Regions from separate parts of the Mus musculus genome. Here region 1 is linked to region 2. A link is a loop called in an ENCODE intact Hi-C map of the cell type or tissue named here. Cell type or tissue: heart. All regions are shown on one strand.

Evidence for each region. A loop is a pair of places that touch in the nucleus more often than their neighbours do. Peaks named below come from ENCODE experiments on the same cell type or tissue, not always from the same donor. Only the 100,000 strongest peaks of a DNase experiment are listed, where the experiment ranks them.
Region 1: a loop joins it to region 2, with 5 times the contacts of the local background. A loop is called at or near these places in 2 of 42 quality-filtered maps.

Annotation. Positions count from the first base shown.
Region 1 is chr17:9,945,743-9,953,742 of GRCm38, reverse strand. No RefSeq gene overlaps it. Among named protein-coding and RNA genes, the nearest start is that of Gm34799, 43 kb to the right of the region's middle. In heart, no CTCF peak of the experiment used is centred here; no DNase peak of the experiment used is centred here.
Region 2 is chr17:9,761,109-9,769,108 of GRCm38, reverse strand. All of the region lies in intron 3 of 4930452A19Rik (RIKEN cDNA 4930452A19 gene), which reads left to right. Among named protein-coding and RNA genes, the nearest start is that of 4930452A19Rik, 11 kb to the left of the region's middle. In heart, no CTCF peak of the experiment used is centred here; DNase peaks (open chromatin) are centred at 648, 3,208, 3,868, 4,338 and 1 weaker place; H3K4me3 peaks cover 1,772 bases; H3K27ac peaks cover 2,220 bases.

The DNA.
Region 1 (8,000 bases), 180 kb before region 2:
CTGTGAATTTGTTTTAAAGTTGCCTCAATATGAGGAAGTTGACTGTAAAAGCTGGATTTGCTTGAGGAAGACGGAGGAACCAGTGAGGGGACAGGAGTTGGGGGGTGGGGAGACGGCTGTGAATTGGAGGGCTCTCTGTACCGCTCACCGTCCTTTCAGGCCTGACGCTGAGTCCACGTTTCTCACGTGTTGTGTGTGGAACGCCTTACGTCCCACTTCTGCACACTGCGAAGTCTGGGAGCATGTAGCTCTCCCTCATACAGCAGCATCTCACCTCATTAGAATCAGACGTGGACTGAGGTCTGCCTGGCTTCATGGCAGGGGTCTACACAGCCCCTTCTTCACAGCGGGAGCCCGATGCTCTGTTCTAAGATAAGTGGTTCAGGGACACAAAGATGGGGTCTGGAAAATTCAATGGAACACGGCGTAAGTTTACACAGAAGCATCTGGAATGTTGATGCTTTAGAGAAATATGCAGCTGAACCAAGTTGAGCCCATGTCTATAGGACACACCCTTCCATTGGCCCTCCTTCTTTTATTCTGAGCCTCACCTCCCCAACTTTAATCACAGAAAATATCAAAGAGTGAAGAGAGATAACTTGCTTCTTGCCCTGTGGGGAAAAGTTGGAGTGGTGCCTCAAAGAGCAGATCTGGCTCTGTTTTTCTAGTTACTGGGTCTCCTTCCTAGGGATCCCAGTCAACCTTCCTCTCTCCTCCCCTGTCTCTTCCTCTCTTCCTCTCTCTTATATTTCAAGAACAAACCCTTTTAATAGACAGCCTCACATAGCACACTCTTGCAGACTTTAAACTTGCTATGTAGTTGAACATGACCTTGAACACACAGCCTTTCTGGCAGTGATAATAGGGGTCTAGGCTCTGTTTCCAGGTTCTTGTTCTCTTTTACAAATAATAAAAATCAAGTCCCACATCAAATTGTAACAAAAAAAGCAATATAGCTTTATTAGAGCTGAGTGAAAGTACAGATTAAACAAATATATACAGTATGTCCAAATAATTTTTAAAATTTGTATTTTGATACAGGTCATTTATATGTTGTTATAAATTCATAAAAATTGGAGGGCTTCCTTTGCTGATTTTAAACTTAATTATACTGTCCCCTGGACATAAGCTTATACAGTTTTATTCTGTGACATAGTTTTGAGATTTTTCTTTAGGAGTTAGTGTATAATGAAATTTCATAATGTTCTTTTTAGGGTAATTTGATACCTGGGCTTTTCATATGTGTACTGACTGTTTTCTTTTCTTCATCCTTTTAAGTATATTTTTAGTTGAAATAGAATTATGTTTCCTATTCCACTTCACTTTCTGCCTTCTAGTCCTTCAAGAACTTTCCTTCCAACCTTTCCCAAGACACCTCATCCCAAACTCTCGAATTTATAGTTTTTTTCTTTACTCATGCTAATGCATATATGTGTATGTACCTGTGTACACAAACATAAATACAACCCGCTGAGTCCACTTTTGCTGATGCTGTGTATGTGGTGGCAAGGTCAACCATTCTACTTTAGACAATCAATTAAGAGGCTCATCCCTGGGAGAGGCTAATTCTCCTGCTGGCAGTCATTAGTTGCCTGTAGTTGTTTAGGGTGAGATTCTGTGAGAATTTTTCCCTTCCGATCAGTATGCCTATCGATATTGTCAATGTTCCAGTCTTGTTTATACAACCATTTCGAAGAGAGACTTGCAGTGTAGACTTCCTGGTATCCAGCTCTTACAGCCTTCTGACTATCCTTTCTCGTGATCTTCCTTGTGCCATAGATTCAAGAGTTTTGATGGAGATATCAGGGCTAGGCTCCTTATGATCTGTTGATCTCTGCATTGTGTCCAGTTATGGGTTTTTTTCATTAATTAATTTATTAATTCACTTTACATTCTGATCCCAGCTCCCATCTCCTCCTTAGTTCTCCTTCACACAGTCCCTTCCCCCATCCCCCTTCTCCTCTGAAAAGGGAAAGCCCCCTTCCCATCCCCCCACCCTCAGTAAGAATCTACCGTGGCGCATCAAGTCACTGCAGAACTAGGCACATCCTGTCCCACTGAGGCCAGACAAGGCAGCCCTGTTAGAGGAACAGGATTCACAAGCAGGCAACAGAGTCAAGGTCAACTCCTGTTAGTTGTTAGGGGGGCTGCATGAATACCAAGATGCACATCCACTATGTGTATGTGCAAGAGGCCTAGGTTCTGCCCATGTCTGCTCTTTGGTTGGTAGCTCAGTCTCTGGGAGCCTCGAAGGGTCCAGGTTAGTTGACTTTGTTGGTCTTCTGTGGATGGGGGTCCCTTAAGTTCCCTCAATTCCTCCCCCAACTCTTCCATAAGACTCCCAAGCTCTGCCTTGTTGGGAGCTATTAAGACAATGCTATTGTCCTGATCTCTGAATTGGGCCTCTCCCCCCCCACCAAAAAAAAGGGGGTCAAAAGCAGGCCACCGACGCACCGTTCCGAGAACAACCACAGAATGTTCCAGCCCTAAGTCAGCGCCAGATGTCCTGACCACACCCTGATAACACCAAGCTCCTGCTTCCCTGTGTAGCTGCCAAAAGAAAATTTTCTACTGTCCTACCCCTCCCACTGATAAGTACTTGTACTTCCCCTTTTGCTTGTGCATTTAAGCCTTGAGCCTTGCTGAATACAGTTGGGAGCTTGATGCCACTCAGAATGTTTCTGTGTCGTTCTTGCACTTGGTCCTCGTCTCTCTCTATCCCTCCATTTGGTTATTAGGAGAAGGTCCCCTCGAGACCCTCGAATAACTGGACCTGCTGGACAGGTCACTGTCTAATGTTTGGCTATTGTCTCTGCATCTGTTTCAATCAGCTGCTGGGTGGAGTTCAGAGGACAGTTATGCTAGGCTCCTGTCTGCAAGCATAGCAGGATCTTAAGTCAGGCTGGTCATTGGTCAGCTATGGCTTTCTGTGGTGGTGTCTCTCTTAGTCACTGTTGTATTGCTATGTAGAGACACCATGACCACAGCAACTCTTCTAAAGGAAAACATTTAATGGGCTTGCTTACACTTTCAGAGGTTTAGTCCGTTGTCATCTTGGCAGGAAGCCTGGGGACAGACAGGCAGACATGGTGCTAAAGAAGCAGCTGAGAATTCTACATCTGGATTTGCAAGCAGCAGGAAGAAAGAGACACTGGGGCCATCTTGGTTTTGAAATTTCAAAGCCCACTCCAGTGACACACTTCCTCCAGCAATGCTACACCTTCTCTAACAAGGCCACACCTCTTAATCTTTTCAAATAATCCTACTTCCTGGTGACTAAGCATTCAAATCTATGAGCTTATGGGAGCCATTCAATTCAAACCACCATTATATCTGCTTTCTTTAGAAATAAGCTTCTTTGATGAGAGGTGTTGAGTTCACATATGTGTGGTCATAAAAGTTTAGAAGGTAGTAGGGAATTATGTTCATCTAACAAACTGGCCCGTAACTTCACAAGGCCTTGAAGGTTGGTTAGGTTTCTCTTACTAGGTATGCTTTCTTGTCTGCTGAGTCAAATTAGATAGCTGTTGGTTACCACCAACTTGTGCCTGCCACTTACTGCTCCTTTATGGAAGTCTGGCCATGCTGGTAAGTATCGTTCATCGGTGTTGCAGCTGGGTGGAAATAATTATAATCACTTCTCCTTTGTAACTTGCATAATATTTTCTGGTACCATGGAAAGTAGACCACAAAGAGGAGGCTTTCAAGTCAGATTCAACTCCAATCATCCAAGTCCTGTGTCCTACCTGTGGTATCTTGAGCAACAGGGACTGGCCTCCAGCCTCTGAGAGGCAAACAAAGGCAATGGGAACAGCTTAGTCTGTTTTGTGAATTACTTTGATTATCTGACCAGTGTCTTGAATGGAGGTTTTTCATGCCTGTAATAGGGCTTTTAATAGTCTTTGTTTCTTGTGGGAACATGGTTAGCCCAAGGGATTCAACTTCCTTTCATACACACACACACACACACACACACACACACACACACACACACACTACTGAGTGTGTATAATTTTAGGTGAGTATAAACTACTTCCTTGAGGCTTTATCAAACAACCTTGTGTTGCCTGTTAGACACTGACAATGTGTGTTACAATCCCCTGTACTTTTGTGGTCTCCTCACCATCTCTTTACATCCAACTGGCCTCCACACTAGTCCCCTCCACACTAGTATCTGCTCACCCCAGCCCTATGAAGCAGCTTGTATTTATGAAATACATGCATGGAAGGAAATTCCCAGGTCAGTACACAGTGTTCTTCCACTCAACCAAGGCTTATTAAATACCCAGGAAGTATCATACATTGTTCTAAGACCAAGGCATGTAACCACAAACAAGACAATTTCTAAGCTCTCGTGGTATGTGTGGACAGATAATAGAACCCAGATAAACAACTTCCTTTGCTATTATCAATATTAAGTTAAAATTCCTGAATACTGGTATGATTTATTCCCAATTACTTCCCCAGCCTTTCTCGTCAGGTCAGCTCAGCTCTGAACACAGAAAGACATACTCTTAGTCCCTCTGAAACCCTCTGATGTCACAGCCCTGGGCAGTTGCATAATGTGCATTTGACACTGTCTTGGCTCCACCCCTTACCAGACTGACACCCTGGTGACTTCTCAGTGTCCTTGTCCACACAGCTTAGATGGCCTGTCACCCGGGAAGCCCCAAGTCCATTGTCCTAGTTAGCTTTCTATTGCTGCTATAGAATACCCTGACAGAGGCAACTTTAAGGGAAAATGCAGGAAAGTCAGGGGAGCAGCATCCTGGAGTTCTTGGTCACGTGGTGTCAATCAGAAGCAGAGAGGAATGAACGTACGAGCATCCGCTTGCTCTGTTTGCCTTCTGCATACTTATCACAAGGCCTGGCTCACATTTCCAAGTTTCCAAACATCTTTCTTCTTGATAGACCTGATATTTTACCCAGATAGATAAATAAGCTAACTCTACAGTGAGTTCTAGTCACAGTCCTACCCAGAAGGATGAATTCATTCTAAACCAGGTCTGGGGTGCTGGCAAAATGGATGCTTCAGCAGTTAAGACTACTACTGTGCCGAGAAGCCTTGTTGGGCTCCCAGCACCCACACTGAGTGGCTCATAACCATCTGTAACTCCAGCTTCAGGAGATCTAATGCCCTCTTCTGGTCTCCACGGACACCTGTACTCACGTGAGTATACCTTCACACACAGACGCACATACTCACATATAGATTAAAATAACTTAGTTTTAACAATCTTTTCCTATTTAGTTTTTATTCATAATCATAAACTTAACTCTGCAATCCAGCTAGACTTCGAGGGGACTGAGGAAATTTTGGAACCCAAAGAACTTCAGTGAGAGCAGTGGTTGCAGGGCATTGTGAGCAGATGGGGGTGGAGATGGTCACCCAAGCTGCAGAAGGAATGGACTGGTAGGTACCATGCCTACAAGTCTAAGGAGTTAGAGTTGTCCACAGTCAGAGATGGTGACCTTTCTGCTGGTCTGGCCACTGCTGGACACAAACTGCTCGTGGCTTCTACAATGCTCATGTCTTCTCTCACCTTCTCAGTGACCATATGCTTGCCTCCCAGCCACTCAGCCTAGGCAGTGCACATAAACTGAGAACCATTTGGGCTAGGTCCAGCATTTGTCATGGACATTATGCTAGGATCTGTATGCTTCAGGATGGAGTCCTCACCCTCAAATTTCTCCACTTAAATGGACCTGCTGCCGGTGCCGATATGGTGTGCAAAATCAGCACCCTGATGTGTGAGTCTTGGAATGCTTTTGTGAGAGGAGGAATCCTCCTATCCGAATCCTTCCTCCCCAGTGCTCAGAACCAAAGTTCTCTGCTGCGTTTGGAAGTTTGTCTGCAAACAGCTTGAAGAAGACATGGCCCAAAGGCTGTACTCAGCTGTGATGTCAACACAGTGGAGCTGACCTCGGTTGTGTGACAGGGGATAGTGACAGCAGGGGACAGCTGCATCTGCAACGCCATAGAACCAGTTTTTAACTTTAATTTTTTTCTTTAAATCATGGCTAAGGTTGGGATTTCTCTCCTTTGTGGAGCGGCCCCTCAGCTAGGGAGGCGGCTTCACAAGTAGATGGTGTGGTAGAGATGTCCAAGCAGGCTGGGTGACCGAGTTACTGAGCATGCTTATCAGATTCATTCACACTCTCTCCAATCTTTGACTTTTTCTTACTCAGCCATGAAAAAAAAAAAGTCTAGTAAACATCTTTAACACTGAGCCCTTTGCAGTAAGTTCATTTGTTTCAGTACTGGTGTGGTACCAACAGAAATTCAAGTCAGAGGCACCCTTGTTTTGCTTGGTAGTGTTTGTCAATGCATGGAGCCCAGGCTGCCTCCTCCCGGAATGGTGGCTTGCTGTGGGCTGACCATCCCCACAGACAGGCTCTTCCGTGTCTGTGTCTGTGTCTGTGTCTGTGTCTGTGTCTGTGTCTGTGTCTGTGTCTGTGTCTGTGTCTGTGTCTGTGTCTGTGTCTGTCTGTGTCTGTGTCTGTGTCTGTGTCTGTGTCGTCTGTGTCTGTGTCTGGTGTAATTGGGAGCAGTCACCATTGAATCCCTGGTGTCAGGGTAAGTTGTCTACTGCTGCATGAGTTCAGCCTATGAAATCGATTTGCTATCGTTCAGGGAGTGTTGTTTTGTAAAAAGAACAATGTGAAGTTCTTGTATTATTTATGCAAGTGTTGCTCCGGGGCAAAGTCTGCAGCAGGCTTGAGCTGTTTTGGCAGTTCTTCCCATCTTTGAATCAGTGAGGATATCTCCCGATTCCTCTCAACAGCTGAACCGTTTGCAACAGTTAGCCTTTGCTGCACGATAACCCACCTTAGCCCTTAGCCGCTTAAACAGCGGCCACTTAGTCAGCTAGCTTGTAAATGGGTGTTGGATTCATGCGGGTTTTCTAGTTGCACTGGAATTCACACTAGCAAGTGTTCTAGGATCAGTTAGGGGTGGGTGGCCTGAGCTACAGCACCTGGCTCGTGCTGACCAGACAAAGTTCTCAGAGAACATTGGGATCATAGAAGACACCTCAAACCTCCATTTAGAACTAGCATGAGGTCAATTCTGTTACATTTTAACTGGCCAAAACAAACCACAGGCCCAGCCTTGACTTCAAAGAAGGGAAATAGGCCCCGCTTTTTGAGGGCAGAAACTATAAAGTCATATCCAAAATGCAAAGACATAGAGAAAGGATAAAATATGATGTGTGGATTTCAAGGTAAAGATACTAAGGTTGAATAAATGCATTGGCTTCTGATCTGTCCTGAATCCCCACTAAGATGAGTATGTACAATACTTAAGATTAAATGGAGAAAGGAGATGTCAAAGGGTGAGACTGGGAAGCTGGAGACAAGTGGATGAGTGACAAGAGAACCTAGATAGCATCCTTGAATCAGCAGAGAGAATGGGGACAGCACTCACCAGATTCAGCGATATTTGAGATGTCGTAGGACTCTAAGTCTGTTTAGACAGAAACAGAGTTCCCAAATTTCCTGTCCACCATGATGGGAGATCAGAGGGAAAGGAAGCTGCCTGTAAAAGCCTGACTCTCAGTGTCAGCCACAGAAGAGCTCAGAAGCTCCTGATAACGAGAGAGTAAATCAGAATGAACAGAGAGAACATGGAGGCTGCAGGCCTCCAGCGGCACTGACCTTGCAGAACTGTGGCAGAGCCAAGCCTTTCTCACAGGAAGTTCCTGCATTGGGAACTTGATCAGTCCAGGAGGGAACACCAAGAAACCCTGATGTCTGTCAATGAGCAGACTGGGCTCCCCACAGTACCCCATTCTCACTTATAGACAAACAGCCAACACCACGACATCTTAGGTGATGTGTAGTGTGAGACCCTGAGACTGTGGTAAACACACACAAAGCCAATGTAAGGAACTTCAAGTTCCAAAGGGGGACAAACTTTTAAACTCTCTATACCAAACAGCCTTCATTAGTACCTTCATGCAGATGAGATGGCTGCATATGCCTAGGGGGAAACTTTCAGA
Region 2 (8,000 bases):
TTCATGCAACTGAGGTTCTGCATCGGAAATGGAGGAAATCTGGGCCATGGGAGGATGGGATGCTCACTGAGACCATTCTCACGAGGCATGAAGGAATGTGACCTGTCCCTTGTAAATTTACACTTTGTACTTGCATAAGAACCCAGACAATTCTCTCTCTCTCACTCCCTAATTGAACTTGGTTTTACTAATCCCAAACTAGCATAGTGTTTCTTGTTCTCAATGATTTATTAAAGATGAATGTCCCAGCAGATGGCATTCTGGGTGCTTAGGATCAGAGACCAGTGCCTTTGAGTTGCCCTTGCCCCCAGCTGCCACACTGTCTGCTGCTAGCCGGCTTTGGCTCTGGGATAGAGTAGTTCTGCACTGCTTACAACCAGGCTTTTCCTAAATGAAGCCCTTCTTCGGGATTTAGTCAAACTTTTACTGAAACTGCAGACCAAGAGCATAGAATAGCATAGTTCATAGCATATGAGTAGAAAATATTTGTTAATTTTAAAACAAAAGTTTCAATCCCCTGTTCTATTTTTGAGATTATTCCATCTATTTCTTGTCAACTCCTAAGGCCAGCCTGGCTCCTGATGGTTCTGCCCTTTCAACTGCAGGAATCTCCCCCTGACAGGCTTCCTGGAGACTCCTGCACACTTCCTGCCTGCTTAACAGGAAGCCCTGCAGGGAGCTGACCTTGGGTTCTTGCAAAGAATCCACTTCCCTGAGGAATAAGGAAATGCTATGAAGCTCCCTCAGCTGGAAAATTAACAAAAGAAATGAGTTTGATCAAACAGTAAACACACACACACACACACACACACACACACACACACACACTCATACACACTCACATATCACACACACAACACATATCACACACAACACTCATACGCCATACACACACCACATACACACATATCACACACAAAACACACATCACACACACACATGCAACACATACACCACACACCACTCACACACCATACACACATTACACACACACACATATAAACATATCACATATACCACTCACATACCATACACACATCACACACACACACACAAACACACACATATATTCACACACACACACCTCATATACACCACACCACATAGATACAACACACACTCACAAATCATATACATGCAACACACATCACACACATACAACATACACACCACACACACCACACACACCAACACACATACACAACATTCACATAACATAAATATACACATAGACACACACTCAAACACATGTGTACACAAACTATTACAACACTCATACACACAACACACACACACACACACACACACACACACACACACACACACACACACCACTTTATGATGTTGGGTGGCTTTAATGACCAAATAATAAAAGCACTTTTCCAGAAGGAAGTGAGGAATAAGAACCTAAGCTGTGCGTGAGTTGTGTTTCTATAATTCAGTCAGGTGACTCTGGGCAAGTTATTTAGACGTCCCAAATCCCAGGTGCCTCATACATTTAATGAAGAGATCTTAATAGTTGTTGAAGGGATTAAGTGAGATAACTTATATTAAAAGCTTAGCTCTGTGGCTGGAACAAGGCAAAATGCTCACCATCAAAATAGTAATTATTAATTACCCTACGTCGCCTATAGGAAATGAAGAGCCTTCAGACTGTGAAAGAGTCATCTCAAGTGGATGAGGGCCATGCTGTTGGAGGCACGGCTGTGGAGAAAGCCACAGAGAACAGCATCTTGGTTGAGCTATTGATCTGTAAGGTGCTCTAGGGAGGGAAATGGGTCATATCGATAGCATGGGATTGAGCTCAGCAGATTTCTAGGCCTCTAATGAAGAACCAAATGCTCTGCTCTGGTAGAATCAGGGGAAAGGTTTTTTGTTTTTTAATCTTCCTATCATTTGCAGAAATATAAGGAACTCTAGGGGTTTTTCTTATCCAATGAAAATATCAAAGGACTCTTTTTTGCATTTATATATCATTATTTGTTATACGTGTGCATGCTTGTGTGTGCATGCATGTATGTGTGCATGCTTATGTGTGTGCATGCTTGTGTGTGTGCATGCTTGTGTGTGTGCATGCTTGTATGTGTGCATGCATGCAAGCATACAACAGTACTTATGAAGAGGTCAGACACCAATTTGCAAGAGCTGGATCTCTCCTTCCACTTTGTGGGTCCTGGACTCAATTCAAGGCCTCTCAGCTTAGGCTTGGTGACAAGTACCTTTACCTAGACAGTCATTCTTGCTGGCTCAGGATCAAAGAATATCAGAGCTCTTGTCTGTTTGCTGCTTAAAAAGATCACATTTACTACTGTTTCAATCTACACTTTACAACTTATCTAGAAGACAGGCATTGGAGAGATGGAACCTCAAATTTCTCCAAGAAATGCAGAAGGAATGCAGAAGGCCGACAGCATAGAATTGGGAGCAGTAGCTGGTACCCTGTCTATCTCACACCTGTAGTAATGATATTGGTTCCATGCCAAAACCCGAGGAAATGGGAATCATATCACTGGAGAGAGATAGATGGTCCTACACAGCATTGCTTCAGTCAGGGAACTTGCTGTCAGTGAGCATCATGCTTAGGACAGGAACAGCAGGCATTACTCTTATTTTTAGCTATGCACATGCTCTCAAAATTACAAGGAGCAGGGACCACTGGTGTGCAACCCGAATCCTGATGTCATTGTTGGGGAGAGGGACAGCATGGACCCGAGGAGTAGAAATAACTACCTGGGGGACCATTTGTTCATTTGCACCTGTGGTGCTTCAGAGCTGGTTGACATTTAATGCTAAATAATATTAATGAAAGGAACTTGCTGTCCCCATGATGGATTTCTCTTGCTTACCTTCTTTCCCTCCTTTTTTTAGCTCTTCCATTTTTAAAGCTCTAAGTGGCAGTCAGACCTAAGAAACTGACCGGAGGCTCATAGAGGATCTGAGAGGCCCAAGGGGCCTCTGAGCATACTGGCTGCCTTCATAAGTGACACTTCTAGATGCTCTGAAAGCTCAATTCAAATGGGCAATGAGCGTACAGAAAGCTGCCCATGGGTACAAGAACATAGAACAAAGTTTATGAGAGTGTTCAGAATCTCACTCCTAACTCTGCAAGAATACTGGAAAACATGCTGCAGATAAATGGAGGGCAGGAGAGGGAGATCTGGCCAAAGCCATCAAGAGTGGAGAGACAAGGGATGGGTTGGCCGTGGGGCGGGGCGTGCCTGTAGGATGGGGCTTGGCTATAGGTCAGCTGGCCCTTAAGAGTCCAGGACCCAGAAATAATCTACAGGCTTGGCTCAAGTAACCTGCAGTGCCTGGGTCTTCTTAATAGAATTTAAATTTAAAGTCAGATATTTTATTGTCTCTCTGGGAAGAATAGTTAATTCTACCAGGCCATGCTGTCACTTTAAATTATCAGTGAGAATTTCAAGGAAAAAGATCAATTCTGAAAGGAAATCAATTTTGGGTAACTAGAAACAATCTTACTTTAGGGCGTGTGGGGTATTCTAAACAGAGGATGTTATTGTGTGAGTTTGAGACTCCCTTTTGCTGTATTATCCTACTTTTGTCTAAGCGTGTTACAGACCTAATTTGCTTTTTAATACATCTATGTTTCCACCCGTGGGTCCACTGGCAATTTGATTCATTTATGCGGGTATATATATATACATTTGTAATCTGAAAATTCAGCCCGCTAAATTCTACCAAGAAAAAAACCGGGACTGTCAGTATACAGTCCCTTATACTCTTCTGAATTCTTTTCTCCTCCTCTGGGGTCGCCTGAGTGTGGACTGCTCCCACAAGCTGCTGGGTCGCCATCACAGATTCCCTCAGCTTGCCACTTCCTCTACAGAGCGAGCTCTCAGGACAGCTTCTCACTACACAGGGCTTAAGCAGAGATTTTAACACGCAAGAAGTACGAAATCCCCTTACTTTAAACCCTCCAATGAAAAGGCGCCTACAGATTAAGAGGGAATAAAGTGACTATCAACCAGACGCAGGACATGAAGCCGTCCTTGTATTCTGATCTGAGCGAAGTAAAATGAAAATTACGTGCACAGTCTCCTCTTACACACAGGCACGCTGTTTGATCTCTAGAGTGCGGCGTTTAAGGAACTACTCAGTGTTCCGGTGTGATACACACTGAATTATTTATGTGGGAAAGAAGCAGAATTAAGAGTTTGCAGGACAATTGTGGGGAGGGGCGCTTAGCTGGCAGGCAGCTCCCACGGTGGAGAGGAAGCTCCGGGCCAATCCCGGAGCTTGAATTCCTGTATTGGGTTGGGGTGTGGGGGGTGGGTTAAGGCTGTAGGGAGAGAGAGCAGTTCAAAGAGCTCCTCAGTTACATAACAGGTTTGACGCCAGCTCGCTACACGCCGGACTGTGTCTCAAAAACAAGACATGATAAAATAAAATTGAGAAGGCGTTGATTAGGAGGTGGGTGGAGTTTGGGTGAAATAAATGTGGGCAATGCTCCCTCCTCCTCCTCCTCCTCCTCCTCCTCCTCCTCCTCCTCCTCCTCCTCCTCCCTCCCTCCCTCCCTCTCTCTTCCCCCCCACCCCCCCAGAGTTTGAGTCTCTTTAACAACAATTGTTAAATCGACAGATAAAGACCTCCACTAACTCCCCCATGGACCTTGGATAAAATTCTAGGTCTGGCAGCTTTCGTAGCCTCATCCCTATGCTCTTCCTGGTCTCAAATCCACCATAATGCGTTCTATAGTACGAATGGCCCTTTTCTGGCCTAGGGTCTTAGGGCTTGTTCTGCCCTCCTCTGGGAGCATGGATTCTGCAGGTGGTCATCTGGGAGGCTCTGGAGAGTTTGACTGTCCTGTCACTTAGCAGCCCTTTCCTGTCATTCCCCTGCACCAGCTCCTCCCCACCTGTGTGTTTGCCTGTCTGCGTCAGTCTTCCTGGCCCTTTAGAGCTCCGAGTGAGTTTTCTCTCTCGTACAAGGTTGGGAACACCACAGTGTGTCGGGGCAGGGGACATTCAGCAAATGTTTAAGGGGCGAATCAAACAATGTTGAATTTTCCCCCATGAACAATGCAAAAATCCCTTCTCTTTCCCATGTGGCTGACCTTTTCGCCTCTCTTGTTTCAAAATTAGCCCGAGAGGAAGAAAAAGACGCGGTTGATCGCTTTCTGATGCTTTCTCCCCACCTCCGTTTCTTTCTGAAAATTGAAATAGAAAAAGCCCAAAACCCCAAACCCCAAACAAACAAACAAATAAACAAACACCGAAAGAAGAGAAACAGGCGGCTTCCCTTACTAATGCTACTTTGGGGCGGGGGGGGGGGGGCAAAATTTTGCTCTCCCTCTCCTTTCTGTTTTCCTCTCTTGGCTTAGAAACTCCTCTGGTTGGCAATAACCTGATGAGCTGTCAGGAAATATGTCGGGAGTAATGAAAATAGACCTTTTCCAATTTCAAAAGTGTCGCTGGTTTTTTTTTCTTTCTCTCTCTCTCTCTCTCTCTCTCTCTCTCTCTCTCTCTCTCTCTCTCTCTCTCTCTCTCTCTCTTTCTTTCTTTCTTTCTTTCTCCTCTTCCCCAGCCATGGTCCTGGGCCTCCTCCCCAAGTGAGTTTCTTTGCATTACCATATAGGTCATATAGACACAGTTGCTTTGGATGTTCTAGAAAATGCCCTTAAAAAATAAAACACAGATGTTGCTACATTGTTAAATCTTGTCAGTCAGACCGGTTGAACACATTCCGCCTAAGGGTGCAGAGACGCGGAAGTCAAGGGGTTAAACTCATTTTCAATTTGCCTACAGATGGATGCACCCGGCTTTTCCTTTATCTGAGAAGCCTACATCCATAGGCCCGCAATAACAAACATTCAGGAAGCTGCATTCAATGTGAAATTTAACAAAAGGAATTAGCCACAGTGTGTGAACAGTAACTTTAAATAGCAGAGGTGACAAAGGAGGGCGGCTGATAAAAGAAAACCGGTAATTACTATATCAGTGCCCTTTGCACACGAAGTTTCTAAACTGTATTAAGAGGTTGTTCACAACTCTGCCTCCCTTTTCTCCCATCAAAATAGAGCAAAATAAAATATAACAAGAGGCCAACTACGTCTCTGGATCGTTTGAACAGAACAGCACAGCCAACGTAAAGTGTTCTTATACACGGTGCAATTTCCAATTGCAAAATTTAATTGTACAAAAAAAGTATTCTTAAGTTTTTTTTTTTTTTTTTTTTTTTTTTATAAAGCCAGCCCTGCAGAGTATAAACTCTCCATTTCTCAGCCTTCCTGCAGGAGCAGTGGGCTAGAGCTTTTCTTTTTAATATTTAATCTGAACTTTATTAATTCTTTTAGGTGCAAAGAGACAGAGCATCTGATACACGGCCACCTCGCCGTACAGAGCGCAGCTCTGGGGATGAGAAGCCCACATGCAGGGCCTTTTGGTCTCAGGCCTCCTTTGTTATCATCTTAATTCTGCTGTGTTTTCCTTTTCTAAGCTTCAGAAATCATTGACTGGAAACAAGCACCCATGCCCCACAGTGCACAGAGGCTGAGGGAGGCTTGGTGGGAAAACAGATGGCCACGGGTAACCCACCTACAGTCAGGCAGGCAGTGCAGGAGGGGTAGGAAAGAGGCTCAAACAATGCTTCTCTATGAAATGGGGGTGCACTGAGACGTTCTCATCCTGTCTCCCCATCCCTGCTTCCGCTTCAGTTTACTTGATATTGTGTTCTTATTCTTAGCAAAATAGTTTTTAAAGATATGTTATTTTAAAGTATGTATGTGTACGTGCATGCTTTTAACTGCTGAGTCATCTCTCCAGACCCCATTAGCTAAACTACCTGTAAAGGCTGAACCATCACTACCTGAGTATTCTCGTGTGAAGGACAACAGAACCCAATGTGAAGATGAGAATGTTTAGAAAAATTAACCATCTAAAGGAGGCACAAGGCTCTTTTGGTCTCTTGAAAACCTGTCAAGTGGAGAATAAAGATAAATCCAGACGATTCTAGAAAGGTAGAAGCAACATCAACAGGTGGGCGCTGTATGAAGTTTCCTGAGCATAAATTCATAATTCAGTGTAAGGATGTTTTTTAGAATTAGTTATATCTGCCCACGAGTGATGAAGACAGAACAGGTTTGCTGGTATATTTGAGAATTGTAGATTCCTGAGTACTCCAAAGGTGTGAGATGGATTTACCGGCATCAAGGACGTTGCTCCAAGGGTCAACTGCACTACTAAATGACTACATGTCAGAGATTATTGTCTGTCCTTGGAAATGCAGCCTGCTCTAGGCTGGCTGAAATTCATCTCTGGGAAATGGTTGGTCTGCTGGGAATGCTACTTCCCAGCCTCATTTACTTACACTTGAGACCTGGCGACCAGGCTTGACCATGGGCACGAAAGCAGAGGTGGTAGCCATCTTTCCTTTGTCACTGTGGCTGGGAAGCTAGTCTCCATCTGCATCCTTCTTCCCCATCTGTGATTTGAGGCTGAGTACCATGCAGCCCCGTATATGTTGCAGTCATGATAAGGAAGGAGGTTCGGGCCTTGAGAGCTTCCCTCAGTCCAAGAACTGGCCTGAACTGATAAAGAGGCCATCTTTATACCCTCCAATTCAGGTGTTCATTCACTTTACATGGAAGTTAGCTTTACTCTCCCTGACGTAGCCACTCAAATTCCTTCAAAACTGGGAAGAGACTGGAGATTCTAACCAATGTGGGTCATCTCTGGGATTTATAGATTACAGAACAATTTGTTTTCCAGTATGAATTGTACCCAGAACAAATGTTTCTGAATCTTGGATCTGTTTATCTATCTATCTATCTATCTATCTATCTATCTATCTATCTATCTATCTATCTATCTATCTATCTATCTATCCATCCATCTGTTTATTATTTTCAGCTCCAATTAAGAGCCTTCATTTGGGCATTTTTGTTAAACCCTCTCTAACAGTGAATGGAACTGAATAACCTTCTTCATTATGAGTTATCGTGTGGGTTTCTTGGGCAGTGTTGGGGATACTCGGTCACA